7 separate regions of the Mus musculus genome follow, and all the other regions are linked to region 1. The links are chromatin loops, found by intact Hi-C in ENCODE. Cell type or tissue: heart. All regions are shown on one strand. Region 1 overlaps Ccnd1 (cyclin D1). Region 2 has its middle 9.8 kb from the start of Smim38. Region 3 has its middle 15 kb from the start of Smim38. Region 4 has its middle 20 kb from the start of Gm45181. Region 5 has its middle 44 kb from the start of Gm46023. Region 6 has its middle 30 kb from the start of Gm46023. Region 7 has its middle 9.0 kb from the start of Smim38.

What was found. A loop is a pair of places that touch in the nucleus more often than their neighbours do. Peaks named below come from ENCODE experiments on the same cell type or tissue, not always from the same donor. Only the 100,000 strongest peaks of a DNase experiment are listed, where the experiment ranks them.
Region 2: a loop joins it to region 1, with 4 times the contacts of the local background. A loop is called at or near these places in 7 of 42 quality-filtered maps.
Region 3: a loop joins it to region 1, with 3 times the contacts of the local background. A loop is called at or near these places in 4 of 42 quality-filtered maps.
Region 4: a loop joins it to region 1, with 3 times the contacts of the local background. A loop is called at or near these places in 5 of 42 quality-filtered maps.
Region 5: it touches region 1 in a loop (5-fold over the local background); 11 of 42 quality-filtered maps call a loop at or near these places.
Region 6: a loop joins it to region 1, with 4 times the contacts of the local background. A loop is called at or near these places in 11 of 42 quality-filtered maps.
Region 7: a loop joins it to region 1, with 5 times the contacts of the local background. A loop is called at or near these places in 2 of 42 quality-filtered maps.

Annotation. Positions count from the first base shown.
Region 1 is chr7:144,935,800-144,939,799 of GRCm38, reverse strand. Ccnd1 (cyclin D1) reads left to right here. Exons shown (of 5, transcript NM_007631.3): 1 at 1-304; 2 at 1,698-1,913; 3 at 2,347-2,506. The coding sequence starts at 107. Among named protein-coding and RNA genes, the nearest start is that of Ccnd1, 2.0 kb to the left of the region's middle. In heart, a CTCF peak has its summit at 2,172; DNase peaks (open chromatin) are centred at 19, 649, 1,459, 2,089 and 3 weaker places; H3K4me3 peaks cover 2,417 bases; H3K27ac peaks cover 2,738 bases.
Region 2 is chr7:145,196,270-145,200,269 of GRCm38, reverse strand. It overlaps a transcript of Tpcn2 not described here. Among named protein-coding and RNA genes, the nearest start is that of Smim38, 9.8 kb to the left of the region's middle. In heart, a CTCF peak has its summit at 1,520; DNase peaks (open chromatin) are centred at 1,679 and 3,029; H3K4me3 peaks cover 409 bases; H3K27ac peaks cover 3,543 bases.
Region 3 is chr7:145,220,644-145,224,643 of GRCm38, reverse strand. It overlaps a transcript of Tpcn2 not described here. Among named protein-coding and RNA genes, the nearest start is that of Smim38, 15 kb to the right of the region's middle. In heart, CTCF peaks have their summits at 2,070 (motif pointing left) and 3,698 (motif pointing left); DNase peaks (open chromatin) are centred at 2,223 and 3,073; H3K27ac peaks cover 3,480 bases.
Region 4 is chr7:145,144,788-145,148,787 of GRCm38, reverse strand. No RefSeq gene overlaps it. Among named protein-coding and RNA genes, the nearest start is that of Gm45181, 20 kb to the left of the region's middle. In heart, a CTCF peak has its summit at 2,280 (motif pointing right); no DNase peak of the experiment used is centred here.
Region 5 is chr7:145,023,196-145,027,195 of GRCm38, reverse strand. No RefSeq gene overlaps it. Among named protein-coding and RNA genes, the nearest start is that of Gm46023, 44 kb to the left of the region's middle. In heart, no CTCF peak of the experiment used is centred here; DNase peaks (open chromatin) are centred at 1,085, 1,505, 1,925 and 2,345; H3K27ac peaks cover 1,860 bases.
Region 6 is chr7:145,096,691-145,100,690 of GRCm38, reverse strand. No RefSeq gene overlaps it. Among named protein-coding and RNA genes, the nearest start is that of Gm46023, 30 kb to the right of the region's middle. In heart, a CTCF peak has its summit at 2,170 (motif pointing right); a DNase peak (open chromatin) is centred at 2,210.
Region 7 is chr7:145,215,112-145,219,111 of GRCm38, reverse strand. It overlaps a transcript of Tpcn2 not described here. Among named protein-coding and RNA genes, the nearest start is that of Smim38, 9.0 kb to the right of the region's middle. In heart, a CTCF peak has its summit at 2,314; a DNase peak (open chromatin) is centred at 3,401; H3K27ac peaks cover 3,121 bases.

The sequences.
Region 1 (4,000 bases):
AGACTCCGCGCGCTCCGGAGACCGGCAGTACAGCGCGAGGCAGCGCGCGTCAGCAGCCGCCACCGGAGCCCAACCGAGACCACAGCCCTCCCCAGACGGCCGCGCCATGGAACACCAGCTCCTGTGCTGCGAAGTGGAGACCATCCGCCGCGCGTACCCTGACACCAATCTCCTCAACGACCGGGTGCTGCGAGCCATGCTCAAGACGGAGGAGACCTGTGCGCCCTCCGTATCTTACTTCAAGTGCGTGCAGAAGGAGATTGTGCCATCCATGCGGAAAATCGTGGCCACCTGGATGCTGGAGGTAAGAGACTTTACAGGCTGCTAGCTTGGGACCCCCTGGCAACTTGTTGCTATCACCAACATCTTCCTCCCTTCTCTTCCCTTCCGTCACGGAGTTTTCCGGGTGCGTTGCTAGGACTCGGTATTCACAAAATAAATAGATTGGGTCCTTTTGAACGAGGAAGGTTTGGGAGTTGGGAAGATGGGAATTCCTTTTCCTGGTGGAGGGCAGTCGGGGAGGGGTGCCTTCGAGGGAGGACGGTGTCAGCGACACCACAGAGGGTGCAGGCTGAGCTTCTGTGGCCCCCGCTTGTGCCCCATTCCTGCAGCGCCTCGGCGGGGGCCGCCCCTGCGCGTTTCGCCAGCTCAAGGGGGGAGGGGGCATAAATTTGATTTTTAAATTAATATCCATGGACACGTATGCAAGGGCCGCTCGTGCCAATATTATGCGCCATCTTTGCTCCTTTATTGCAAAGCAAAAAGTGTTTATTAATAATTGGGGGCAGGGCAGGGAGCGGCAGTAGGGGCGCTGGGACAGGCACGAGGGGCCTCGTGGCGGCCGGGAATCACTAAATAAGACAGTGTGAGGAATATTTGGGGTGGGGGATTCTTTGTTCAAACAGCGGACCTGGGTACCCCGCACACGCTGCCTGGCCCAGAGAAAACGCCAGGCTGCAAGGTCGCGTGGCCCCCTAGTCAATGAGACTGACTGTTGTGCGTGCGGTTCTGGATTTGGAGGAACCTGTCTAGGTCAAACTGGGGGCGGAGGGGGACAAAAGCACATTTTCAGATGTTCAGCAGGAGACTCAGGGGTCCCAAAATATTTTAAAATAATTTTTAAAGTGAGGCATAATGCCCTTGTAGAGGCAAACAGCGCCCGCACCCTGCAAAAGGGGGGCCCCCGGAGTTTGAGTTGCTGGAGCTCACCCCCCGATGTCCACTGAGCTCCTGACCCTCGGCTTGGATCAAGGGTCGTCCGATGGTTATTTTCAGGTCGTTTTTAGGCACCTAGTTATTTTTTAAATATTTTTAAATATTTTTTGAAAAGATGACGTCTGGGAAATGCAGCGCGGCGGCCTGGGACGCCACCATTGTGTCTCGCGTGCGCTCGAGCGGCGCCCAGCCCCCGGCGCCCCGCCAGCCCCGCGGTGGGGTTCTCTGGCTTGTGGCTTCCTAATTTCAACAGGGGACCGGGGTCTCCGTGGCCACCATTGCTTCGACCGGCCCCGCCAGCTGCCCAAAGACTTTCCCTTTCAGTTTCAGGGTGGGTGGGCACTGGGAACCCTCGGAGCAGGAGCGCATCCCAGGGAGTTGGCCACCGGAATCCCTCTCTGTGCAATCTAGGAGAAGGGAATGGGGTCGTATCGAGCGACGCCCCCCTCCCACGTTGACGGTCAGGGTCCGGATCCCCGCAGGTCTGTGAGGAGCAGAAGTGCGAAGAGGAGGTCTTCCCGCTGGCCATGAACTACCTGGACCGCTTCCTGTCCCTGGAGCCCTTGAAGAAGAGCCGCCTGCAGCTGCTGGGGGCCACCTGCATGTTCGTGGCCTCTAAGATGAAGGAGACCATTCCCTTGACTGCCGAGAAGTTGTGCATCTACACTGACAACTCTATCCGGCCCGAGGAGCTGCTGGTAACCACGTAACCCACCACCGACAATCCCTCTTTATGCTGGGTGGTGGGAGCTGCAAATGGCAGGAGATCCAGCCATCCATGGACAGATCTCCTGCCCCACGAAAGGCACCCGCACCGCACCGCACGACACCGAAATGGCAGTGAGCAGAATGCCAACCCATTCTACCTCTGTGCCCGCCCTCTTTCCGTACTGGACTCCCCACCATGTCTGTGGTGAAACCACTCTGAAATGTGGGCGGTGTGCGCCCCCTAGCGACGTGCAGGCCACGGCGCTGGCGGTGGGAGATTCTTTTTGTCCGCAGTCTGTCCCCTTAGTATTTCTACAGGCACATTTTGTTGTTTACCTGTATGGGGTCCCGGGTTGACCCAACTCTTTAGACCTTCTCGAATCAGCCTGCCTTCCTTTTGACCGTGTTCCTCATTCTCTGCAGCAAATGGAACTGCTTCTGGTGAACAAGCTCAAGTGGAACCTGGCCGCCATGACTCCCCACGATTTCATCGAACACTTCCTCTCCAAAATGCCAGAGGCGGATGAGAACAAGCAGACCATCCGCAAGCATGCACAGACCTTTGTGGCCCTCTGTGCCACAGGTAAGGCTCCACCCCCATTCTTCCCAGGAAGAGCGGGCTCCTTGCCACTCCCCCTGGGGTTAAGGCCTCTTTCCTTGCTATCTATTCTGAGCCCAGGGTGCAGATAGTTTGTTGGAGAGATAGATGATACTGGGTGGCACATTCTCTTGGCTAGTATCTTGGAGACCTAACAGAATGACACAGCTTCCCTGTGCCAACCTTTCCACTGCCAGGAAGTGGTACGGCCACAGCATGCTTTCTGAAGAGGTTTTTGCCTCTTTTCCTAGGCTTCCTGCCTTGCCTCTGTTCTTAAGGAGCTCGAGCTATAGAGCACACACACACACACACACCAGCTTCTCCCAGGCTGAGCCACCTGCTAGGGGTTCCTACATGGATGGGACAAATGGTCCAGCCTCAGCCCCACGAGCTACATACAGTACAGTCCCAGAGCAGGAACTTAGAGGCCCCACCAGGGGTACTGCAGGCCAGTACTTTTTGGCTGAGTCCTGGGAGGGTTGGCTGGAAACAGAGAAACTAGAACCTCCCTATGACTCCTCCAAGGGACCCTCCCTGGCCCCAGACCCCAGGTAGATTAGGCTGACATAAGTCATGGTAGACAGCCATGCAGGAACCCACACACATAGACAACCCTGCTACTTCTGAGTGGTTTCAGTACTACTTCTGACAGCTGCTCCTCACCTCTAACTGAGAACCCTACCCAGGAGGCTTAGCAATATTGAGGGGGTGTGGTGTTCTCCCACCTGTTGAGGACCCCCTTCCTCTGTGGCCCTGATCAGACCTCAGTTGCTATAGCTGTTTGGCCTGTGATGTCAGAAGGGCCGGTAGAGTATCTCCCCCCACCCCCAACCTCCACCTCACCCCCGCTGTCTCAGTGACATCTTCTTATGTCTGACAGCCCCATAGCCAGTGTTTCTAAGCTGCTGGTGTGAGAATTTGGAAATTCTAGCTTGCCAACTACCTGCCGAGAGTGCTGAGCCCGCCCCAAGGGTACCAAACAAGGGGGTGGCAGATGGGAGTAGCAAGGCCATCAGTAGGCTGGAAGGATCTAAGGGGTGGGGGTGGCCCTGCTGGCAGTCAGGGAGGCAGCTGGCTGGGGTTTCTCTGAGGAGAGCGGAGCCTTTGGAAGCTCCAGGCAGCCTTTTATGGAGCTGAAAGTGCCTTCAGAGAGGCAGCAGAGTTTCCCAGAGATAACTTGGGGATGGAGAGGCACAACCTCCCCCAGGATAGTTCTGGCAGTAGTGTGCCCCTCCCGGGACCCCTAGATGCCAGCAGAGTAACCAGTAAGCGCTATATCTGGGTACAGCTGGACTCAGCTCTTCCAGCTCTCCTTACTGCCTTTGTCTGTGCCCCTGGAATACAGGTGGGGGTAAAGGACAGCTTGGTGACCTGCGGTAGGCCAGTGTTCTGTGGTCTGGAGCATTTGTTTCTCTGTAGGAGCAACCAGCTCCTTTGTCACACAGGAACCACTTTGGGAAAAGGCCAGTGTGACATCAC
Region 2 (4,000 bases), 260 kb before region 1:
TCACTAATCCCAAATTGCTGGCTTTTTAAAGGAGAAAAATAAAGCAGAAAACATGCCACAAAGCAAACCCTCAAATCTTCTGGAGTCAGAGAAAAGGGCAGGAGAGCCAGATTCAGCTCTCTCCTTAACTCATGGCTGCAGCAAAATATGACAAGAGCGACTTAGGAAAAGAAGGGAGGAAGGGAGGAGGGAGGATGGGAAGGAGGGAAGAAGGGAGGGAAGGAGAGGAAAGGGGGAGAGAGAGAGGGAGAGAGGGAGGGAGAGAGGGAAGGAGGGAGGGACGGAGGAAAGAAGGAAGGATTAATTTTCTCCTAGTTGGAGGGTACTTTCCACCAGGGCAGGGAAGGTGTGGCAGCTGCTCAAACTGTGACTGAAGAGAGGAATGTGTAGCCCGCATGAATGTTGGCACTGTCTTCAGCTCCCTTTCTTTTAATAAAGTCCAGGAGCCAGCCATATGGCACATTCCTTTAATCCCAGCACTTGGGAGGCAGAGGCAGTCAACTTTATAGTTGACTGGATGACTTTTCTTGGAAAATGGAATACAAGCAAACAAACATGACTTCAAATGACAATAACAGATTTTAGTTAAACAGACAGACCCATCTAAATAGAGACAAACCATATGCACAGCATCCTAGTCTCCCTTCAGTGATTATAATGGAACACCCAAGGCCGGGGACTTTATGAAGGAAAGAGGTCTATTTTGTGAACAACTACAGAGGTTCCAGAGCACAGCACAGACATCTGCTTGGCTTTAATGACACTGTCATAAAGGATGACTGAAATGTCTGGAGTGTACAAGTGGGGAGATCCCATAGTACGTGGAAGCGGACCAGAGGGCAGGGGTCAGCCTTGTTCTTTGTTAACAATTTCCCTTGGGAACTAACTGGGCTCCTTTGGGAAACTTAATCTCATTGGAGGAGGGACTCCCAATGACCTAATACCTTCTCATTAGGCCACTCCGCTTTTTTTGTTTGTTTGTTTGTTTGTTTTCAAGACAGGGTTTCTCTGTATAACCCTAGCTGTCCTGGAACTCACTTTGTAGACCAGGCTGGCCTCAAACTCAGAAATCCGCCTGCCTCTGCCTCTTGAGTGTTGGGATTAAAGGCATGCGCCACCACGCCTGGCTAGGCCTCTCCTCTTAAAGGTCCCACAATGTGGCAACCTTTTCACACTGGGGACCAAGAACATGAACCTTTAGGGGGCACACTTCAGCTGTCTCAAACTATAGCTAGAGGAGGCAGCATCAAAGACCCTATTTGTTACATTTATTTATTTGTGTGTGTGTGTGTGTGTGTGTGTGTGTGTGTGTGTGTGTGTGTGTGTGTGTGTCAGAGAACAACTTGCTGGAGTTGATTCTCTCCTTCTACTTCATAGGTCCTAGGGATTGAACTCAGGTCTTCAGGCTTGGTGGCAGGTGCCTTTGCCTAATGAACCCTCTTTCTGGCCCAATACTGTATAAGAGTCACACAGAGCAAGGGAAGAAAAGCAGGAGCCTTTGGAGCTGCAGCAGCCACTGTGGGCATACAGGCAGGGGGTGCTGGTTTTCCTCTGTTCTGTTTCAAGTACCACCACCAATGACAGTGTGGACAGTACAGATCTCAGCACTGGTAGGAAGTCACAGCCTGAAATCTCAGCCCAGTTTGGGCCCCAGACTTCAGGCATCTTCCTTGCTTGGCCTCCAGTGCTGGTCCTGGGAATGAGTCACAGGTTCTAAAAATAAAGTGGAGGGAGCTTTGAAACTGTGTGCTTCCTTTTTAAGCCAGCTGTGCTTGCCTAGGGATCCCCCCGACTGCTGGGTGCGGGTGTCAGGAAAGGCTTGGGGGCCTCTGCCTGCCAGCAGCTGATGGGGGCTCTTTCTCCATTAGCAAGCAACAACATGTGCTGGCCCCTGTGCAGACTCAGCCCTGCGCACTGGGAAGCTGGGATAGTCCCTGCCCACAGTGGCTCCATACTGTACCGAATGGAGAACTCCATGTGGGGAAACAGCTACCATATGGGAGGAGAGTCTTGGGCTGTACACAACAGCAGGGTGCCAGGGAAGCACACCCACAGAGGGAGGGAGAGGGAGGACTACAGTTCTGAGAGGCAGATGGGTGAGGGACTGATGCCCCGGGTCAAATATGCAGGGTAAGCAAAGCCTGAAAACCAGAGGACTAGATCAAGAAGTGACCCTCAGCAGGGAATCTTAGATAACTCACCACCACCACCACGACAAAGATCACCTGGGCAGAGTCCTGGCCATCCTGTGGCTTTGACTCTCCAAAGCTGAGGCTCAGAAACACAGCCAACCAGCTTCCCAGGGAATTCATCTGTTTCCCAGAGCTTGGGCATGCTGATCTTAACACTGCATGCATGGAGGAGAGGTGAGAGATATACAATACCAAGGCGGGTTGGATCCAAACTGTGAGGGATTTGATGGTTGCCTAGGAGTTTGAACAGTAGTGCACACGCAGGCAGGAGAGAGCTATCAGGGACTTAGAGGCTGGGGAGCAGGAGACAAGTGCCTTAGGTCTGGATTGAGAATTAGTACTGGGAGCCATGAGGGTGATTGGCTGATGAGGGGGCTGGACTACTGCAGTGGTGTGAGAAAGGGTTAGGGGGTCCGACAGAGTTGCAGGGAGAGTATTTGACTAGGTGTCCCTTAGATTCAGGAGGGAACCCTGAAATAATTACAGGAGACACATGTAGAGTGTAAGAGAATAGAGGGGAGGGAGGGAGGGAGGGAGGAGGAAGAAGAAGATGGAGGAAAGAAGATAAGACGAGGAGGGAGAGGAGCAGGAGAAGAAGGAAGATGGATGGAAGCTAGCTGGCAGGAGGAAGGAGATAAGTAGCTAAATGTGCAGGACCTGTGTGGAGTCAGCTGGCTCCATGGAGGAGGCTGCAGTCTGCAGGGTGGCCTCACAGCCTCCACTTTCCATCTAAAGCCATCTGCCAGGGAAATTGCTTCTGTGGAGCTCTGGATGCTGTTCAGTGCTCCAGCTGATGAGCGAGGCCCACACACATGGGGGAGGACTCTCTACTCAAAGTCTCCAAGTATGAGTATGAATCATATCCCAGAACTCCTGTGGCTCTGGCAGGTTGACACATGAAACTCAGCAGCGTGGGGGCAGCCTTGTTCTTGTCTTTGCAGCACATTTATATGGGCATGGATTTTCCGGGAGGGGCCTGTAGATGCACATCTTGGTTATGATGGAGGGTGGGTGGATCCATGGCCTGTCTCTGCTGCATGATCTCCAAGGTTATTGTGAATCTCAGGGGATTTGAGATCCTCCAGAGACATGGCTCATGCCGAGGTTGTGCTGTGTGTTGTATTTTATTCATTTTGAGATAGGGTCTCACTATGTAGCCCCGTCTGAACTTGTACTTCATGTATAGACTAGGTTAGCCTTGAACTCACAAGACTCTGTTGGCTTCTGCCTCCCAAGTGGTGGAATTAAAGGTGTGTGCCACCAGGCCTGGGCCTTATTTTTACTTTCCTTCCAGTGTGTGCCTGCCTGTGTGTGAGAAGTGCATCCACATGATTTCTGGTGTCTACGGAGCTGGAGTTACAGACAGCGGCAAGCTGCCCCATGTGAGTACTGGGAACTGAACTCTGGTCCTCTGTGAGAGCATCAAGAGTTCCAACCCCTGAGCCATCCCTCCAGCCCTGTGGACCTTTTAGGATGTCTTGCTTTCCTGAGCCCAGTGGCTGCAAAGCAGCCTCACTGTCACTTCCCCCACCAGCAGGGGGTCGCTCTAGAGAATCCGCTTGCCTGGCTGTATTTCCCTTGCTCCTGTGTTCCTGGGCTTGAGGATGCTCGCTTTGCCACATGCTCCTACCAGCCTTCCAAATAGGTTTGACTGAGTAGGGAAAGTCTCAAGACATAAGGGCTTCCCGTCTCTAGACCAGTGGGCTGAGTTGCCATTCATAAGCTGTGACTTACCCCTCAGAGGCCAACCATCTTTAGTTCTGTCTCATGGCGATCTGCCTAGCACTAGACTCTGGATCATCAATGGC
Region 3 (4,000 bases), 280 kb before region 1:
CTCATCTCTGGATCCTTGGAATACTCTGGGCAGGCAGAAGTCCTGTTATTTCAGTTACCGAGCTGTTGGGAAACTGTGGCCTGGACAGATGAGGCCACAGGCTCAAGGTTGTGGGGCCAACCCTGGGTCAGTCAGGCACAGGTGAATACCTGGTTCCCGCTAAGGAGCCGATGGATACCCCTCATGTGTCCGTTTTTGCCCTCTGCCCATTTTGGGTCCAGTTAGCTTCCCAAGGAGTGGCCAACCCACCCATGGAGCAGTGACCCCCCCCCCCCCAAAGCGAGAGATCCATCCTTCCTCCTCATGCAGCCAACAGGTCCTCCTCCATTGGAGGGGACCAAGATGCACAGGACACTTGGTAGCATCCACAGAGTGATACACAATGTGGACCAGAGGCTGCAAGGTTAAAGGCAGATGAGGCAGAAGGCTTCTTAGAGGAAGCACTTTGAGAGATCAGAGGTTCATTGTTCTGATGAGGGAACAGCAGGAGTGACCCTGGGGAGAGCAAGACCACCTGTCTGCTCTCTCAGAGCCCCACAGAGGTCAACATATCCTCTGTTCACCCACCGCAGAGTGGCACACTTGGTGGGTGGAAGTGGTTGTGTGGTCCAGGCTCTGGATGCCCAAGCTCTTCACTGAAGTTTGTGCCATGGTTGTTCTCAGAGGCCCATTTAGTAAAGGCTCCATCTTCAGAGAGGTGCTACAAGGATGGGTGGAGCCTCTGAGAGGCAGCATCTAGGGCAGGCTTCAAGATGTGCCCTTGAAGGGTACTGTGCAGGCTTCTTGTTTTTTTCTTTAGGTGGATAAGGTGCTCTCTTCCTTCCTTCCTTCCTTCCTTCCTTCCTTCCTTCCTTCCTTCCTTCCTTCCTTCCTTCCTTCCTTCCTCCCTCCCTCCCTCCCTCCCTCCCTCCCTTGCTTGCCTCCCTCCCTCCCTCCCTCCCTCCCTCCCTCCCTCCCTCCCTTCCTTCCTTGCCTCCCTCCTTCCCTCCCTCCCTCCCTTCCTTGCCTGCCTCCCTTCCTTCCTTGCCTCCCTCCCTCCCTCCACCTCTTTCTTTCTGGATCTGGGGCTGGCCTGGAATTTGCTTTGTAGGCCAGGCTAGTCACAGTCTGATGCCTTCCTGTCTCTGCTTTCTAAGCGCTAATATGACAGGTGTGCACACTGTTCCTGGCTTATTTAATTTAATTTAGTTTTGGGAGCTAGGGCTTTACTATGCAAACCAAGCCCACTTAGAATTCATGATGATCCCCCTGCCTCTGCTTCCTCAGTGCTTGGAATAGGTGTGTGGTGCTAGGGATGGAACTCAAGTCCTTGTGCATGCTGGGAAAAATCCCTCTATCAACTGAGCCAGCTCTCATGGAGATCATTAAATAATAACAGTCCTTGATGCCTCCCCATCCCCATCTACAGACGAGGAGACTGAGGCTTAGAGAGGTGAAGGGCTTACCCAGTGAGTCCTGTTGGGGCTCAGACCCCTGCTTTGTGGGTGTAGAGAGGTAGCCCTGTGTCCTCTGCCTAGCATCCCCCAGTAGAAGAACATCTTTAGCCCTCTCCTTCTCTCCACAGTTCAGTGGGTTAGGCCAAGGCCCTGCAACTAGATCCCATGGTCATTCTGTGGGGCCTGAGGTGTATCACCTGGCTCCCATATGTGCCTGAGGTTGCTGGCTAGTTCAGCAGGGGTGAAGGTTGGAGAATGAGCTCTCAGGGCTAGCTGACCTCTACATGCTGCATACATGTCCACACTGTAGCCCGGCTTCTGTCCCATGAATCAATGTATAGGAACTCCTGCCAGGGCCCAGCACACAGTAGGAGTTTTGGGTATCATTTCGCATACTGGAGACAGGAGGTGTCCTGAGAAATAGAACCCAGCACCCGGTCTTCCTGGGTTGCTGGAGCCCCATTTAATTCTGCAAAGGTCAGTTTACTCAAGGGGTGGCAGTGCCTGGGGTGGTGCTTGGCTCTGAGAGCACTGTGTGAGGAGTCCAGAGAGAGCACTGGGCAAGGAGTTGGAAGCCTCATCTGCAAGTCCCCAGCTAACCTAGGCCACACTGCCCTCTCCTGGCCCATGTGCTCCTCACCCCTGATGTGGCCCAGGTAGACTGCTGGCCATGGGACAGGACCCAGACACTGCCTGCTGTTTACCAGGATTCTGCTTGGAGGGTTCCACCTCCTGCCTGCAGCCCTGCTGCGGGCCTCCTCCCCACTGTGTCTGACTCACAACTTTGCTATGTATGCAGAGAACATTCCTGAGCCCCCGCCCTGCAGCAGGGCTCTCTGTGGGGGCAGACTGCAGGGCTGTTCACTGTCCCTGGAGAAAGACTTTTGCTTCCCTAGAAGTGTCCCTCATTCTGCCCTTGGGCCTCTTGGTGGTGGCCACAGCCTGTTCCTGTCTGGGACCTCAGCAAGTGTGTGAGTGTGTGTGTGTGTGTGTGTGTGTGTGTGTGTGTGTGTGTGTGTGTCTGGGGATTTCCTAGGACTAATCACTAGTCATCTTACCACAGAGGATAATGAGTCAGAGCAAGCCAGTACACCTGGGTCATCTATGTTCATAGACCTTAGACAAGTGGGGTTGGCTTTGTGTAAGTGACAGGGGACATGTGGTTGCAGCAATAGCAGCTGCAGGGCCCATGCACCAGTGACAATCATCTACCCAGTAATGTCCACACAGCCTGGCCTTCATAGAAGCTCCTCTTGGTAGATGAAGTTCAGCTGTGTGGCAGAGCCAAGTTCTGTACTACAGGGACCACTGGGTCTTCCCTGTCTGTCAGCAAGGAACCCTCAAGGTTCCCTAAAATCCTCAAGGCCACCCCCAATCAATCCTCTATACTCAGCCCAGGTCTCTGTTTGTGATATTCTGCTGTCCTTCCCTCAGCTGTGGGAGTGTCTGGTACCCAGGCCCTCTGAGTGCACAGGGCTAAGTACTCACCCGCTGTCAGTGACAGACACTGCTTGATGCCTGGGATGCTTAGGATCCTCTGCCGGGACCTGGAGCCTACCCCTGCCCCCACTTCCTTGCAGGAAGGCTCAACAGCCCTGCTGCCTTTGCCTTGCCTTTTCCTCCAGGATTCTGGTCCTGGCCTCACCCCTCTTTCCTGGAAGAAGAGACTCATTGTTTTTGGATTTGCCATGGATCCTAGGAGCCAAGATACATCTGGAAACATCAGGGAGGAACACAGAGTACTGGAGTGAAGGGTATCCTCTGTGGGGCCTTATCTTATGCAGAGGAAGGGAGGTGTTGATGCTGTTGTATTGGGGCAGGTTATCTCATCTCTCTGGTCAGGGTTGGGGGGGTGGTCCATGCCATCTACAGTTTTTGGGGGGGGTCAGTCAGCACATCTGGCAGACACTGAACCTGGGTCAGTGCCCTGTGAGAGCCTTGCTGTGACTCAATGTGATCATCTTAGTGTGGTGACTCTTGCAGGAATTCTGGGAAGGGACAAACCAGTGTAGGTAACAGAAGGCACTGGACTGGCTCTAGCAGCCTAGGCCTTTAGGTTGCCTGCACCCTCCAAGAGGGCCTTCATTGCTCTTGAGCAGATCTATCCCATAGAAACATCATATAGACACCGGGGGCTGAAGAGTGGCTCAGCGGTGGTTAAGAGACTGTATTGCACGGCCACTCTTGCACAGGACCAGAGTTCAGTTCCCTGCATATCTGGTGGCTCACAGCGGAACTCCAACTCCAGTAGATCTACTGCCCTCTTCTGGCCTCTGCAAACACCTGCACTCATGTGCACAACTTCACACAGACACATGTAGATAATTTAAAGGAAAAAAAAAGTCAAGTGTTGGAGGCCCAAGCCTTTAATCCCAGCATCCATTGGGTAGAGTCACATAGATCTCTGTGAGTTAGAGGCCAGCCTGATCTGCATAAGGAGATGTCAGCCCAGGGATACATAGAGACCCTGCCTGTCTCAAAACAAAACTAATTAACAACCAACTAACTAATTAAAAAGAAATCTTAAAGGTAAACTACTTAAGAGGATGCTGAAGTTTTGAGTT
Region 4 (4,000 bases), 210 kb before region 1:
ACTTTCTCATTGACCTGGGGCTCACCAGTAATGCTAGACTGGGTGGTCATGGAGCCCAGAGATCCTCCTGCCTCTGCAATTGATCCTCCCCAATGATGGAATTCCAAACACAAGCCACCCACTCATCTCTTTGTAGATCCTGAGGCTCAAACTCAGCTTCTCATTCTTGTCAGGCAAGACTGAGCCATATCCGCAGTACCTCTCCTCTCATCTGTTCTGCTTGCTGCTGTCTTCCTCCCTGAGGCTGAACTCAGCTGCACCTCCCTCTGACACTCACCGTACCCCCACCCTGCAAGTGACCCTGCAGGTGACCTCTTGTCACTGCTCAGAGCTTCCTGCCGCACCCTGAAGTCTCTTGTGTGAGTCTGCCTCTCTTGCTTTTGTCTTTCTGTGAGAGAGGCAGTTATTCCTCTTTGGCTTCTGTTATTGACAGTTCATGTACAGTTTCTTTATGCAAGTTCTGTGAATTTTTTTTAGATTTATGTGTGTGTATATGTGGTATGTGTGTTTGTGTGTGTATGTGTGTGTGTGTGGTGTGGTGTGTGTGGGGGTGGGTGTGGTGTGGGTGTGTGAAGTGAGGACGCATATGAGTGTAGGTGCCTGTGGAGACCAGAAGAGGGTGCTGGATCCCTGAAACTAGAATGCCACGTGGTTTTGAGCTGCTCACCATGAGTGCTGGGAACTGAGCTGGATCCCTTGTCAAGTGCCACCTGAGCCATCTCTCCCACTCTGAGATCTCTGGATTCTGACAAGCACATAGAGTTGTGGAATACCTCACTGTCAAGTCACACAGTCCTGCCATCACCCATGTCTTGTAGTGTGATGTAGTGAGCAGTCCCACACGTGTCCCAAGGAATTGCTTTTATCATTAGCCCCTGCTGCACCACAGATGTGTTGAATCTGGGACTTGGCCCTGGGGTTATGGACACCTGAAGTCTTAAGATCCACACAGTATCAGTCTTAGTGTCTGAGGAGGCTTCTTGCCTGGTGTCAGGTCAGGGCCTTCTTGCTGTTGAGGTGTGTGTGGAGGAGAATCGGCCTTCTCACTCTTTCTGTAAAGACACTAATCCTTTTGGGTCAGGACTTCTTACTGCATCTGTTCTCAACCTGGGGGTCATGACCCCTTTAAAGGTTTAAGAACCCTTTCACAGGGCTCGCCTAAGACCACTGAAAAACACAGGTATCTACACTACTATTCATAATAGAAGCAAAATTACATTTATGAAGTAGCCATGAAATAACTTTATGGTTGTTGGGAGTCACCAACCAACCATACATGAGGACTGTATTAGAGGGTTGCAGCATTAGGGAGGTTGAGAACCACTGCCTCTTGACCACTTTTAACCTTATTTTGTGTCCTCAAAGCCTTATCTCCAGATAAGGGAACAGTTAAAATTAGGGCTTCCATATATGGAGGACACAGTCTTGTTTTCTGTACCTCTAATTTGTCCTTTCCAAGAATATCACAGAACCAGAATCTTACAGCTTCTAGCTTTTTGGCATCTTGTGTAGCAACAAATATATTACTATTCCTTCTATTTACCTTGCTGTATAGTACTCCACCAAACATCCTACTGTTCATCCATTGTGGAGATTCTTCTATTCAGTGGGATGCTGTAAGCAGCATTTGCAGGTTTTCACAATTCTTCCTAAAAACACACACAAGATTCCACTAGTATGCCTGAGCATCCATGTGTCCCTTTCTCTTGGGTACAGGTTTTAGGATTTTAGATAAGTTTATACTTTTACAAGCAGCTCTTTCCCATAATGTTTGAACTAACTTCCATACGCTCCAGGAACACATGCCTTCCTGTAACTGCATCCACAAAGCACACTGTACTGTGAGGGCCCCTCCCCAAAGAATAAACAACTAGTTATCAATTGTTTGACCACTTTAAGGAGTACATCATAGTATCACAATGTGGTTTTAGTTTGGTTGCCTTGGTGACTGGTGGAGGTGAAGCCATTCACATGTATTCTCTTGCTCAGGGGAAAACCTCATTCAGAGAGTTGGCTCATTGTCAATCATGTATCTTATTTTCCCACTGCTGAGAGAGTTCCAAATTCTTTGTCAATTATGTGGCTCACAAATATTTGTTCCTGGCATGGTGTGTGCCTTTTCATTCAGCAGGAGATAGTTTTAGTTCTGATGACATCCTGTTTAAGGATTTCTTCATATATCTATATCTATGTTTGTGCTTATAATCTATAATCTACATCATCTGTATCTATAGAGAGAGGTATTAGATTGATTTTTCTTTAAGTGTGTGTGTTTGTCTGTGTGTGTGTAGGTGCCCAGGGAGGCCAGAAGAGGGCATTTGATCCCTTATAGCTGGAGTGGCAGATGACTGTGAGCCACTTCATGTGGGATTTGAATGCTAGGTCTCATGATTGAAGAACAAGCACTCTGTTGTTGTTGCTGCTGCTGGTGCTGCTGCTGCTGCTGTTTTGAGACAGGGTTTCTCTGTGTAGCCCTAGATGTCCTGGAACTTGCTCTGTAGACCAGGCTGGCCTTGAACTCAGAGACCCACTGCACACATCACCACTGGCTTCAGTAAGCACTATAACTGCTGTGTCTTCTCTCCAGCCCTAGATTTTTTTAAATGTATTCATTGTGCCTCCAGAGAAATTGACATGAGATCTTTACCTAATCTAAGGTCACAAAGATTTAGGTCCTGTTTCTTCCAGAATTTTCCTAGCGGATTATTATTATTATTATTATTTTGTTTTTGTTTTTGTTTTTGTTTTTCAAGACAGGGTTTCTCTGTCCTGGAACTCATCTGTAGACCAGGATGGCCATGAACTCAGAAATCTGCCTGCCTCTGTCTCCCAAGTGCTGGGATTAAAGGCATGTGCCACCACTGTCCGGCATAATTTTTTTTTTTTTTACATTATTAATCTTAGTAAATCTAAGTTTGTTCTTGAGGTACAATGTGATCGGGTTTCTTTTACCACTGCTTTCTCACTATGATGAACTGTCCCTGGAACTGTGAGCCAAACCAGACCTGTCCTCACTTAAATTGCTTTTGTCAGAGCTACTGAAAGATTAATACAGGCACAGTCTCGCTGCATTGCCCAGGCTGGCTTTGAACTTACAATCCTCCTACCTCAGCCTTGCTAGCGGCTGGACTGACAGGCCTGAGCCTCTAGGCCAGGATCTTGAATACATCTCTAACAACCTTTGAAGTCCCTGGCTCCTGTATCCTCCATCTGTCACCCGTGGGTCTATTTCTTTTGACTGGTTTTTCTCTGCATCAGAGTCTCTGGCTATTTTTTGTTACCAGAGTCTGGTAATTTTTGTTCAGATGCTCGATGCATTCCATGGGACTCTGTTCTGAGCTTGGATGTGTCTTGCTTTACAGTGATGCTGGGGTTTGTTTCCAGAAGAGAAGTTACACATGGATCTGGTTTTGTCCTCTAGAAGCGTGTCCCAGAACGTTGTTAGGGCAGCTCCTGGGTGGCCTCTGCCACAGGATTAGCTTTCTGTGACTAAAGCACAGTCTTCCCAAAAACTCTCCCAGGACCCAGCAGCAGATTTCAGCTGTGGCTGGAGGACACTGCGAGTGTCTCTGCCCACAGGTGGGTCCCCAGCTCCCAGGTGGCAGAGGTCTCCCAGTCTATCAGGGCCTCCATCCCCACCATTAATGACTCAAAGATCCTGTTACTATTTTGGAAGCCACTCTCTTCCTGACTCCTTTTTTAGTGCTCTGTCTTCTGACTTCCAGCTGTTTTGATCTCCGGAAGATCCCTCTCTGTCTCTTTAACTCAGTGATGTGGTCTGGGAACTGCCCCTGATAGAATATCATAGTGGTTCCTCATATTGTCCAAGGCCTGGAAAAGATCTCAATTTCACTACCCCTAGTTTTCCAATTGTTTCCTTTCTTTTTACATGTTATTATTATCTGTGTGTGTGTGTAATAGAAAGGTGTGTATGAGTGTGTGTATGCATATGACAGAGACAGAGAGATGTGTGTATGTATAATAGGGTGGTGTATATGAG
Region 5 (4,000 bases), 87 kb before region 1:
CATGGAGGCCTTTAGCACAAGCTGTGCCCTGGGTCAGTTGGTGCATCCCAGAGACAGAATTGTAAAGTATGGACAACAGCCTATTGTTCACATTTGAAAATAATGACAAAAGAGAGCCACTGTCGGGCCTGGGTATACAGGAGGCTGAGTGTGGAGGAGGCTAAGTGTGCAGGAGGCTGAGTGTGAAGCAAACACTTGGGCTGCAGAGAAAGGAAAACCTTCACAAGTGAAAAGTGGAAATTCTAAATATGGAGCTGGGAGGGGAAGTGGGAAATCCCCCTCCACCCCAGCCCTGTGGCTCTCCACCTTACCTTACCATCTGACTTCTGGGGCCTGGGTGCTGGGGATGGAATGCATGAAGGCCTGAGGACTGGGGAATGGAGACTGCATTCTATTTTAAATTACATCAAAAAGGAATCTGAGGGCTGTGGAAATAGCTCAGTTAGTGGTGCTTACTAAGTAATCATGAAGACCTAAGCTCTGATCCCCAGGGATGGTGTGGCACACAAAATCCCAGGGCTGAGAGACAAAGAAAGAAGGATCCCTGAGGTCTGTTGGCCAACCAGCCTGGCCAATTGTGAAGCTCCTGCTTCAGTGAGTGTCCCAAGTAGGGTGGGAGGCAGTGAAGGAAGACACTGAGAATTGGCCTCTAGACCCCATGTGGATGTGTGTGGGCACACATGTGCATGCACGAATCTTATCCATGTGGATGTGTGTAGGTATAGACATGCACATGTGTGTGCATACAGGACTATTCTCTGCTATCCTCAACCATCTTTTGTTGAGCTCTGAAATGGCTACACTATACCCCTGAGCATCCAGTATCATTGGAAACTTCAAGAGACACTGGGCTGGTGACCATGGTGACCCATGAAGCCTGTCGTGGGACCATTCAAGAAGGTGCTGGATGTGTTGGCCTAATTTTGGGACCATGCCATCCAGCCACAAAAACATCCCTGAACTTTAGGGGAGGCATGGGTAACTTAAAGACTGCTGTGTAGTCTCCTTTGTTGGCTGCCCAACCCTGGAGGCCCTGTCCCTAGCCGCGCCTGCCAACAGAGGCAGAACCAGAAGTCAGGCATTTCCGATGGCTCTTCCCACCGGAGAAGGAGGCCAGGAGGCCATCGGGTGATGGGAGCCCTAGCACCAAAAGTTGGCCTCCAAAAATAGCCCTTTCATCCTGTGTTGGGGGCTGTGGGCTATACCCCTGCAGGAAAACAGACAGAGCATATGGAAGCTTCCAATGACTGCACGAGGTACCAGCTGGCCTTTGAACCTGACAATCCTGTCTCCACCATTGTGCAAATCACACACATACTCAACTCCCAGTCCACAACTGAGCTAGGCTGGGCCTCACAGGTGTATGCCCAGGAATCCTCAGAGGGAACTCTCTCTTACTCTGGGCTAGGAGAGCTGTGGCTACTGCCCTGGGAGCATGTCCCTTAGAGATGCTACTGTGTCGCTATCATGGAGGCTGTGCCTGGGTTGTGAGCAGGCATGACTCACAGGCCTGCTCAGCGGATTCAGCCTCTGGAGCAGTTTCCTGCAGATAAGCCCGATATACAAGGGAAACCTGGCCAGGAGGGTGTCCTTTTCAGAGCACTTCCTCCAAGCCCCCTCCACCCCCGCCCCCCCCCCCGGGCTCATTTGTCATTCCAAGCATAGTTTCAGCTGCACTAAGGGATTTCCTCATTAAAGTCAACTTCCTCCTAGGTTAACTACACCTCTTGGCATCTGAGACCATCCCATTTTCTGATTTATTTATTTATTTATTTAACTCCAAGTCTCATGGTGGGTGGGGCTCTACTGCCCTTTGGGTGGACCTGCCAGCACCTAGGCAGCCTGGCAGGACAGGGCCTCCTGTACAGGCTGCCTCTCTAAGGCTTTCTCCTGCAAGATGAAGTTTTGGCCTAGACTGTATTGAGGGCTGTAATGGTGGGGGGTGTGGATGTTCCATATTAGCTTGCAGTGCCCCCACCTCCCTTGGCCCTAGCCAGCCCCAGCCCTGTAGACTGGATTCCCATCTAGATCTGCCAGGCACAACTATGGGCTCCCAGGAAGTGGAGGCAAGGAGACCCCTCAAGGCAATCTTGAGTGGGGTGAAGGACAAGGGGCTTCCCTTAGGACCTAGCAAGGTTGCTTGAGATTAAAAAGTGAAGCTAGAGAGAAACAGCTCACTGGGTTGTGGAGTACTCAGTGAAAGGCCCAAGCTCTGCTCTTTGTCTCCAGGCCTTTCACATCCTGCAGCTCGGTGAATTTTAGCCAGGATAGGTGATTTCCCAGAAGAACTGCTGGTGCCGGCCTGGCAGGCTTTTTCCCAGATGGAACCAGATAAGATGAGTTGTGTTTGGAGCTGACCACTTAGTCAGGAAATGAGGTAGCACTGTGGGCTATTTTAGGGCAAGATTCCAGAAGGTCCTCTTCAGCCAAGTAGAGGCCACCATGGCCTTCCTGCTGGGAAGAGTAGACAGTCCACATTGTATAAGGTACCTGTGCCTAATGGGACTTGTGGGCCTGTCTCTAGAATGGGGGTGGGGTGAGGTACAGACTTACCAGGGGCATTCTGACAACTGGACAGAGGGGGAATGGTTGTTTAACTCAAAGCCAGCTGGATGGAGCAGGGGGCTGGTGCCATGAGATCCGAGATCAAGCAGAAGGAAGAAAGAGTATAGATGTGGGAAAATGGATGGGTGGATGGACAGACGGATGGATGGATGGATGGATGGATGGATGGATGGATGGATGGATGGACGGATGGACAGGTGGATGGATGGATGGGTGAATGGGTGGATGGATGGATGGATGAATAGATAAATGGATGGATGGACAGACAGATGGACAGGTGGATGGACAGATGTATGGATAGATGAATGGATGGGGTGGATGGATGGATGGATGGATGGATGGATGGATGAACAGACAGATAGATGGATGAATGGACAGATGGATGGATGGACAGATGGATGGATAGATGAATGAATGGGGTGGATGGATAGATGAATGGATGAGTGGATGGATGGACAGATGGATGGATGAATGGACAGATGATAGATGCTGAGAGGAAGGAAGTAGGTAGGGAAGCAAAAATGAGATTAAGAAACAAATTAAGGAGCAGGAGTCTCTCCTACAACCCCTGGGTGGCTGCACTGGTAAGGGGATCCCTGTGTGGCTTCCTTGCCCTGAGGTAGCAAGGAAGGACAGGTAGCATGAAAGGATGGGTCCACAGAGTTTCCCTCTCCCCTTCCTAGAAGGCCTCCCTTACCGTGATGGGCCAGCCTCCCAGGTCTGACTGTTCATGGCTACCATGGAGAACCACCCAAGTTCCGACGGGTCTGGCACCAGCAGTCCTGGGCCCAGCACAGTAGCTCCAGCTTTGGTGTGGTAGTTTGAGTGAGAATGTTTCTCATACATGCTGGCATTTGAACACTTGGTCCCTAGTTGGTGACACTGTTTGGGGACATTTAGGAGATATGGCCTTGCTAGAGGAAGTATGTCAATGGGGATGGGCTCTGGACTTTAAAAGCTCCTATAATTCCCAGTTCACTCTCTTTTGCTTCCTGCTGGTGGTTCAGGATGTGAGCTCTCAGCTTGCTGTTTTAGCCACCATGCCTACCACCATGCCTGCCATCCCCCCCACCATGACAAACTGTAAGTCCAAATAAACCCTTTCTTCTATAATGTGCCTTGGTCATGATGTCTTATCACAACAGAAAGAAGACTGATACTGTGAGTGTGCCAGAAGGTTCTATGTCAACTTGACACAGCTAAAGTCATCTGAGACGAGGGAGCTTCGACTGAGAAAAACGCTTCCATAAGATTGGGTTGTAGGCAAGCGTTTAAGACATTTTTGAAATTAGTGGTTTGTGGGGGAGGACCCAGAGGCTGCGTTCCAGAGATAGCCAAGGTTGTACCTTGGGCTGTGGCTAGACTTGGTAATGTATAAGAGTCACCCAGGTGGTACTGGTTTTGGAGGCATGAAGGGATCCTGAAGAGCAGTTAA
Region 6 (4,000 bases), 160 kb before region 1:
TCAGGTGGATGTGTGGGTGAATGAGTAGACATTTGCTGTGTGGACAGATGAGTCAATAAGGAGGTATGTGTTGGTTGTTTGGATGGACGAATGAATGGGTGAATGGAAGATGGGATATTGATGGATGGGTGGATGCTAATTGGTTGGACAGGTAAATGATAGAAGGGAGGATGGTTGAGTGGGTGGATGGGTAGATGTTGATTGGATAGATGGAAGGGCGGCCAGATGTTGGTTGGATGGAGGGATAGATGCACATATAGGTGGGGAATGGGTAGACTCAGGGGTGTGCGAATATGTAGTTAGATGGACCAGGTAGAGTGTGGATGCATGGGGGACAGATAGCATGGGTAACTATTGGATGGATGGACAAAGGATGGTGAACAAAAAAGGCTAAGGGGACACATGGCTGACGAGTAGACAGATGATGAGAGAATGACCAGCAGGTAATTAACCAGAACATTAAATAAGAGGTTCAGAATCTGGAGTTGGGGCACTGTATTGGCCCACTCAAATGAAGTCAGTCACCCATCAATGATTCCAAGTGTGTGTCTGTCAGAAATTGTGTGAGGTCCTGGGGCCACCTCTAAGAACCAGGCACCGTCCATGTCCCCCTGGGGCTTGGGCTGTAGCTAAAAAGCTGAATAATGTACAGAAACGCAACGGTGCATTCAAAGGGACACTGCTTGCAGGTCTGATGGAGCCGCCAGGCTGGGATGCTTCAGTTACAGGAGATGGGGAGTGGCTTTGCCTTAGTTAACAGTAAAGCCTGAATGAGAGGCAGCCAGCTACATGAAAGTCTGGGGAACACACAAGAACGACAGACACGGAGGCCCTGAGGCGGGGACGAAGTTGGGCTTACTCACTTTAAAAGGCTTTATTGCACCTCAGACAGAATCAGAGTAGGGAGTTGAAGTCTGAGATGACAGTCAGATATGGGACAGGGACTCAGGGCTTCATAGGCCATTTAAGACACAGATCGGTCTCACTGGGAGGTAGAGAACTCGGGGCTGACTTGTGGCTTGGCTGTGGTGGGACCAGGAGAGAAGGGCAGCGATTCCCCAGTGTTTGAGCAGCTGGAAGAACAGTCATTCCTAGGGATGGAGGAGACAGGCTTGGGAAGCAGGTGACTCAGCCTGGATAAGGAGCCAGCAGGCTCTGGATCTGAGCCCAGGTCTGGAACCCCAGTCCTTTAGTCCCCCAGATTGTCTTGGTTAGTCTCTTCACTTCTAAGATCTCTGCACCTTCACCGGAAGGTGAAGCTTTGGGTTGCAGTGGCCCGGTGCTCCTTTCTTTAGTGGCATCCATACCCGCACATCGAACTTCCGTAATAAACTTCCAGTCAGAAAGACTGCTGTTGCTATGGTAATAGCACTGTTGATTGATGTGGATATGAGGCTTATTTTTAATGGTGAGAGAAGTAGGAGTGTGTGAGTTGTGTCGGTATGACAGTGATGATGGGTGGTGACAGTTAACGTAGTGGTGGATCTGACAGAGGAGGTGTTGGCGGTCCCGGGTATGGTGATAGCGCCCTTTGGATGGTGACAGTGATGAGGGGATGGTGATGATGCTGGTGCTGTTGGTAGTAGTAATGGCAGTGATTAATAGTGGTATGGATGATGGTGATGGTTTTGGTGGTGATGCTGCTGATGGTGGTAGTGGTGATGACAGTATCGGTGGTGGTGGTGGCAGTGGCAGATGTCAGTAACTGAGACAGATATGCACAGTGACACCTCACACGTGACATGAGGGTGAAGTAGTGAAAGGCAACCTGAGGTTGGGTTCAGAGTCATGATCCCTTTCTGCTCTACCTAGGAACCTGCTTGCTCTCGTCTACGTCTCTCCAAAGCTGCAGTATCTGAGTGTGCTCTCCCTTCTGGACACACCGAGGATCACAGTTACTGAAACTTGGAGTCTCTGGAATTGATCTAGGACTTGAAGGTCTTTGCTTCCCATGGCCACCGTGGCATCTGTGATCTTTGGTGGCGCTGGCTCTGACCTTCCTCCATGACAACATCTTCTTTGAAGAACCGTGTGCCTTTTTCAGTTCTCATAGTGTGGTTTGGAGGGACTGGCAGTGTGAGGACTCTTCTCTGACCACAGTCACAGTGGGGTAGGCATGTGACACAAGCTGACCAAGAGTCTCCCTGTGACTTTTCCTACCCAGCCAGCAGGGGGAGCTGTCACTTGGCTCAAGAGACAAGGGTGACAACTGTCACCTTTCTTATCCCGAAGGGTGCCTGTCTGCAACTGAGGACACCAAGAGAAGCAGAGACACAAACAATGAAGGAAGCTGTGGAGACAGAGGTAGTGTGGACGAAGACGGTCAAGGAATGGTTGCAGAGAGAAGTCAGTGGCTGTGTTTGAGCACCTAGATCCAGCTGTGCCTGAAGATGACAGGATACATCCATCCTGAAGCTCTGAGTCTTAGGAGCCACATGACAGTCTCTGGTAGTGAGCTGAGTCCATGTGTTTTGCATCAGTTCCCAGTGGCTGACCTCCTCCAGCTCCTAAGACCCCAGAACCTTCCTAAGAAAACAAACTTATGACAGGGCTAAATTCTCAGTTTGGGGACAAAAGATTCCTGTCTAGTCAGACCCAAATATGGCTCCTTTGCATCTTCTTTGCTAGGAACAGACTGGGACTGACCCAGCTCCAGCCAATGCTACCCAACCCCCACCATGGACACCACAGCAGCAGCCCTGCTAGGATAGCTTCTTTTCATTTTACAAAATCTCACAACTAGTTAAACCAATACAGGATGGCAGGGGCAGGAGAAAGATGTCACCTGATGGCTATCCTGATGTCAGAGAGAAACCCAAGAGACCCAGCAACCTACTCCTCAGACTTCTTGAGGTGCATGCCTTCTGTTTCCTGCCCGTGAAATGATAACTTAGGGCTTTGTTGGCCACCAATACATTCTAGAACCTTCCTGGATGAGTGTGGTGGCTGCTTCCGTGTTGCCCATAGCTTGATGTGCCCCAAGCTGTATCTGTAGGCCATTCCCTACTTCCTGTTATGAGATACAACCCAGGAGAACTGTGCCAGGAATACCTCAGAGTTGTGACACATTCAAATTTGAGAATGATCAGAGAAGAAACACTGTACTTATTTTTGACATTGTGCACAGGTGACTTGCTGCACTGTGTGTGTGTGTGTGTGTGTGTGTGTGTGTGTGTGTGTGTGTGTGTGTGTAGGGGGGTGGCTATCACGGAGGCAAGGACTACAGACATTATACGAGCTCTGCATTTTCATGCTCTCTGAGACATTGTGAGCCACCTGGGTAGATGGTGACAAGGCCCATATTGGTGACAACACAGATTTTATGTATTTCTAAAGAAATCAGGAGGCTGGAGGGATGGCCCAGCTGTAAAACTACTTGCTGCTTTTGTAGATGACCCGAGTTCAGTTCTCAACATTGACCTTCAGTGGTTCACAACCACCTGTAACTCCTGATGCAGAAGATCTGATGCCTCCTTCTGGACTCTGAAGATACCTACACACACACACACACACACACACACACACACACACACACACACACACAATCTTTGAAAAAGAAGAAATGGAGATGGGAGGCAGCTGAGGAAAGGCAGGTGGCTTCGTTAAGGTGGCCAGCCATGTGGCTTGCCAGGGACTTTCCTGATTGGTTTTGTCATTGAAAGTCCCCATGGTGGGAACTATTGCTTGGGAAAACCAGGACAGTGGGTCACCCACTGCCCTACCTTCCGGGGCATGTCCCCCAAGGGCTGTGTCACCTCTGGCACGTCCTGTGCCTACTTCTAGGACATTTGCTTCCAGGCTGCCTCCCACACTGGCTTCTGGGAAAGTGTTTGCCTAGCAGAGCCCAGTCTGACACCCTCAGGCTTAGCCTGTAGCTCCCAAGGGCTGGCAGCACACTCTGGCCCCAGGTCCCCCATGTCCTGGAAAGAAGGGGAACCAGAACCCATTCCCACGAGCTGGCTCTTCTGTGACCACCTGGGGAGACTGGGAAGAAGTATTG
Region 7 (4,000 bases), 280 kb before region 1:
GGGGTTCTGTCCCCAGACTGCATGGGCTGGGCATGAGGGTGCATATCTGCCACTCTAGCACTGGGAAAGTGGAGGCAGGAGGATCAGAAGATTACAATCATGTCTCAAAAGTGTGGTGCCCTGAGGCTGCACCCATCCGTGGGGGTGTTGATAGGGTGAGGGACGTTTTCTTCAATGGTTTGGCTTCTGGCAAGGCGGTCCAGGCTTTTTCAAACAACCCCATTTGTGCTCCCATAAGCAACCTTAACGGGCTCTTTGGGTCATACACACAGAGACAAAAGTAGAAAGGAACTAGTTATGAACACACACACACACACACACACACACACACACACGAGAATATGAAAACGTCACAAAGAGGGCCATCGTGTATCATTACTGTATACTAATACAAGGCTGCTAGTCTGCAGACCCATTCACACATTTACACAGGATTCAGTGATGTCCCTGTAAAATTCACACCCACTCCCAAACTCCATATACTTGGAAAAAATGACCTGGTTGATGTAATTAGTCACAGAGAGGACACCATGCAGTAGGGTGGGCCATGATCCAATGGCTCTGTCCCTTAGAAGAATGCCACAGTCAGAAACACGAAACTGTGGGGAAAAAAACCCTTGATGTCATAGTGATGTGACCAAGAAATCCTAGAGCTCTCAGACCCTGGAGCAGGCAGGAAGGGCAGTCTCCAGAGCCTTCTGAGAGAACGGCCCAGTTCACACCTTGAGGTTGGACTTCTGGCCCACAAGGTTCAAGACACTTGGGTTGAGGTGCTGTCCTGTGGTGTCAGCCAAAGTGGACAGATAGCTTGACACTTGTCTAAGATGGCTGTGGTGCTCAACATTTATTATTGTTTGTTTGTTTTTGACTGGGTTGTGGATGTCCTGAAACTTGCTATGTATAGGCCAGGCTGGCCTCTAATTCAGAGATATGTATGCCTCTTCCTTATGTGTATGGGATTAAAAACATGTTTCTCAGGACGGTCTGTCTAGGAGGTGGGTGAAACTTACCTCACCCTGTTGTCAGCCCCGTGCCAGGCAGTGACATGAAGGGGTTCTGTCCTCAGTCAAAGGACCTCAGCGGTATGCATGTGTTGAGAGGGTGTGGGCGAGAGGTAAGCCTGAGTCAGAGCCTCAGTTCTGATGGGAGCTCTATAGAAGAAGCTCTTGTCTATATTCTCAGCACTTGGTCATTGATGTAGGAGGGTTGTCATGGGCTACAGAGTGAGCTTGGGCTAGCCTGGGCTTCAGAGCAAGACCCAGTGTAAGCAAACAAAAAACCAAAACAAATATTCTCGGTTTTTGCTCCTGCTCTACTGTCTCCTGGCCAAGTGATCTAGAGGAGTCACACCTTTGTCAGCCTCTTCCATATCTGTTAGATATGTCAACTCTGGTTTCTGCTTTAGAGACTGCCATGAGGATCTGGGGGAGAAATGCCCCTTGTTCCTGTGTCCCTTAGAATGTAGCTCCGAGCAGGGCTTTGGGGAGGGAATGGTCAGGGACTTAGAGTTCCTTGTCTCTGCCTGTCACCCATTATCTCTGTCTCCATATAGCTATCTCCATCAGCCCTTGCTGACTGTAGCATCATAGCACCAGCCCCAGAGAGGGGGCAGGGACATTGTAAAAGAAAACAAAAAACAACCCCCCTGGCTGTTCGTGTCTTCTGTAGTTTTCTATTGATGTCTCAAAAGAGCTGAGCCCTCCCTGCACCAGTGTGGTGGGTCTGAGTGGCTGTCACCCTCCAGGACTCCTTCATTTGAAGGTCCACCTCTTTTGGTTTTTGTCCTCAGGGTCTGCTCAGCACTTCAGTCGTCCTAAGCAGACTGCCAGGGGGGCTGTTCCTACTCTGACACCCAGAGGTCTTTCCCTGCAGGTCTGTCTGTCTTTGTTGCTTCTGACAGGCCACTGTGGGGAGCCAGCAACCATCAGGGCTCGGGGCTGTCCCGTGTAGATGTGTGTGGCTGGAAAGGTTCCCAAGCAGGGACATTTCTATGGGTCACAGGGTCTCTGCATAGATCACTTGTCTTGCCATCCTAGGGCCACACAGGTGGGGGCTGCCACATGTTTCCAGGAACACATGCAACCCTGCTGAGGAAGGCACCCAGGCATTTCTCCTAGAGCTTCCTGTGTGTCGTCCACACACAGCCACCAGCAAAGGGTGGGTACAGACATGATGGTGACCCTCCATTCAGGAGGAGGAAACTAAGGCCCAACAGCAGGGAGGTTAGTGGGTGGGTGGGGTAGTGGGTGGGTGGAGTTGCTGGGGAAGGGAGCTGCTTTCCTCCCTGCTGGAGCCCCACATTTCTGCCTCTAGATGGGGCCTGTGGTCCCTAGGACAGTCCACATTTCCAGAAAGCTCTGAGCTCTTGTTTTTCTGTATGGCAGATCTGTCAGGCAGAATCAGTGTGGAGTATGAGGGCTCTTCAGCAGGAGTGGAGGTACTCCATGACCCCCTAAGTGTCATCTGCAGTCCTTCTTGCAAGTACTTGGGCTTCTCCAGTGGGGGAGCAGCACCCCTCTTTGGGGCCCCTGCAGACCCCAGGCCTCTCTCTCTGGCTTTCCCTGCTTCGAGTTCCCCACAGAGAACTGTGGAGCCCCAGCCTGTTCCTCACCAGTGGGCCTGGAGGGATCCCTAGGAGAGGCGTTTGACTTTGTGGGCAGGTTTAGGTTTTCTTGGTGACCATAGCCTAGAGGAGTCTGGGAACATTCTGAGGACAGGTCAGTAAGAGCTCTGGCCTTTCCGTCCCTCTCTGTGAGCAAAGTCCCCAATTTTTCTTTTTGTCCTAAACACAGGCGAAAGGGGAAGTGTCCCTGGAGACAACCTTAGGAGCTTGGGAGGAGATACAGAAATAGTCCAGGCTGGACATCTTGACACCTCAGACTTGCTAGGTGACACTGGGTGACAGGATTTTCTGGGCCTCAACTTCCTCTTCCATAGCAGCAAGGGCAAGACTGGCCAGGGACATGACCTTGAGGCTACAGCTCACCACTTAGCCCAAGTTCAAAGACTGGACAGGGCTCTTTCTGACCCCTATCCTCAAGTCAGTGCAAGGGTGTGGCTTTGGGGTATAGAAATTCCAAGCAATAGTTATCATAAAGGAAAGGTGACATTTAGGATTTGTTTTCTCCGTTTGATGCTATTTTATACAGATTTCAGTGGCTCAGCTGCTATTAACCCAGGGCAGCTTGTTGCCAGAGCCCCTTCACTCTGCCTCTTTGCTTCCAAACTCTGCCCCCACAGCATGGCCTGTGTTCTGTCCCTGTGGCTTTACCTGTTCTATAACATTCTATCACTATCTGCGGCAGTATCCTTGTGCTTGGCTCTTGTCACTGTCCACCAATTGTTGGCTGGCTATGCCTGCAGCCTGGGTGCCTGTGGCTTGCCTATTGCTCAATATCACATGAGCCCCATGGCTGGTGCCAGGCTGTCAGAATAGGAATAGACCGGAACTTGATTTCTTATCTTCTCGTTGTGTCCAGATGAGTAGCTGTGAGCATGGCATCATAGACATTCATGCCCCGTCTGTGTGGCTGTGGCTGTGGTTTCTGTCTCATTCATTCTGGTATTGGTCACATTTTTTTCAGACAAAATGCCTGATACAAGGAGCTTCAGAGAGAAGGGCTTTGTTTCAGTGTACGGCTGAGGCTCCCTGGCCCTCCTGCCTGCTTGACACCTTCCCATCAAAGGTTCATCACCTTTCCTGTCTCCTTTCTCATGTTCCCAGAAGAGGATAAAAGGGAGCCTCAGAGAGTGACCATCGACAATATCTAATCTAATAAGGCTGCTCAAAGTGCTGGGTGCATGTGTCATACCTCCAGGAGCACTTAGGATGCTTAAGAATTCTTGTGTGTGGTGGACGGTACACTGTGGCTGTTCAATAAATATCTAGAGTGCAAATACATGAATTTGGAGTTCCCCACCTGGCAGCACCAGGCACGAGTCTACCGGCATTCAGATTTGATGTTTCGCGCTCTCTGCACTGCTGTTGATTGGTTGGATC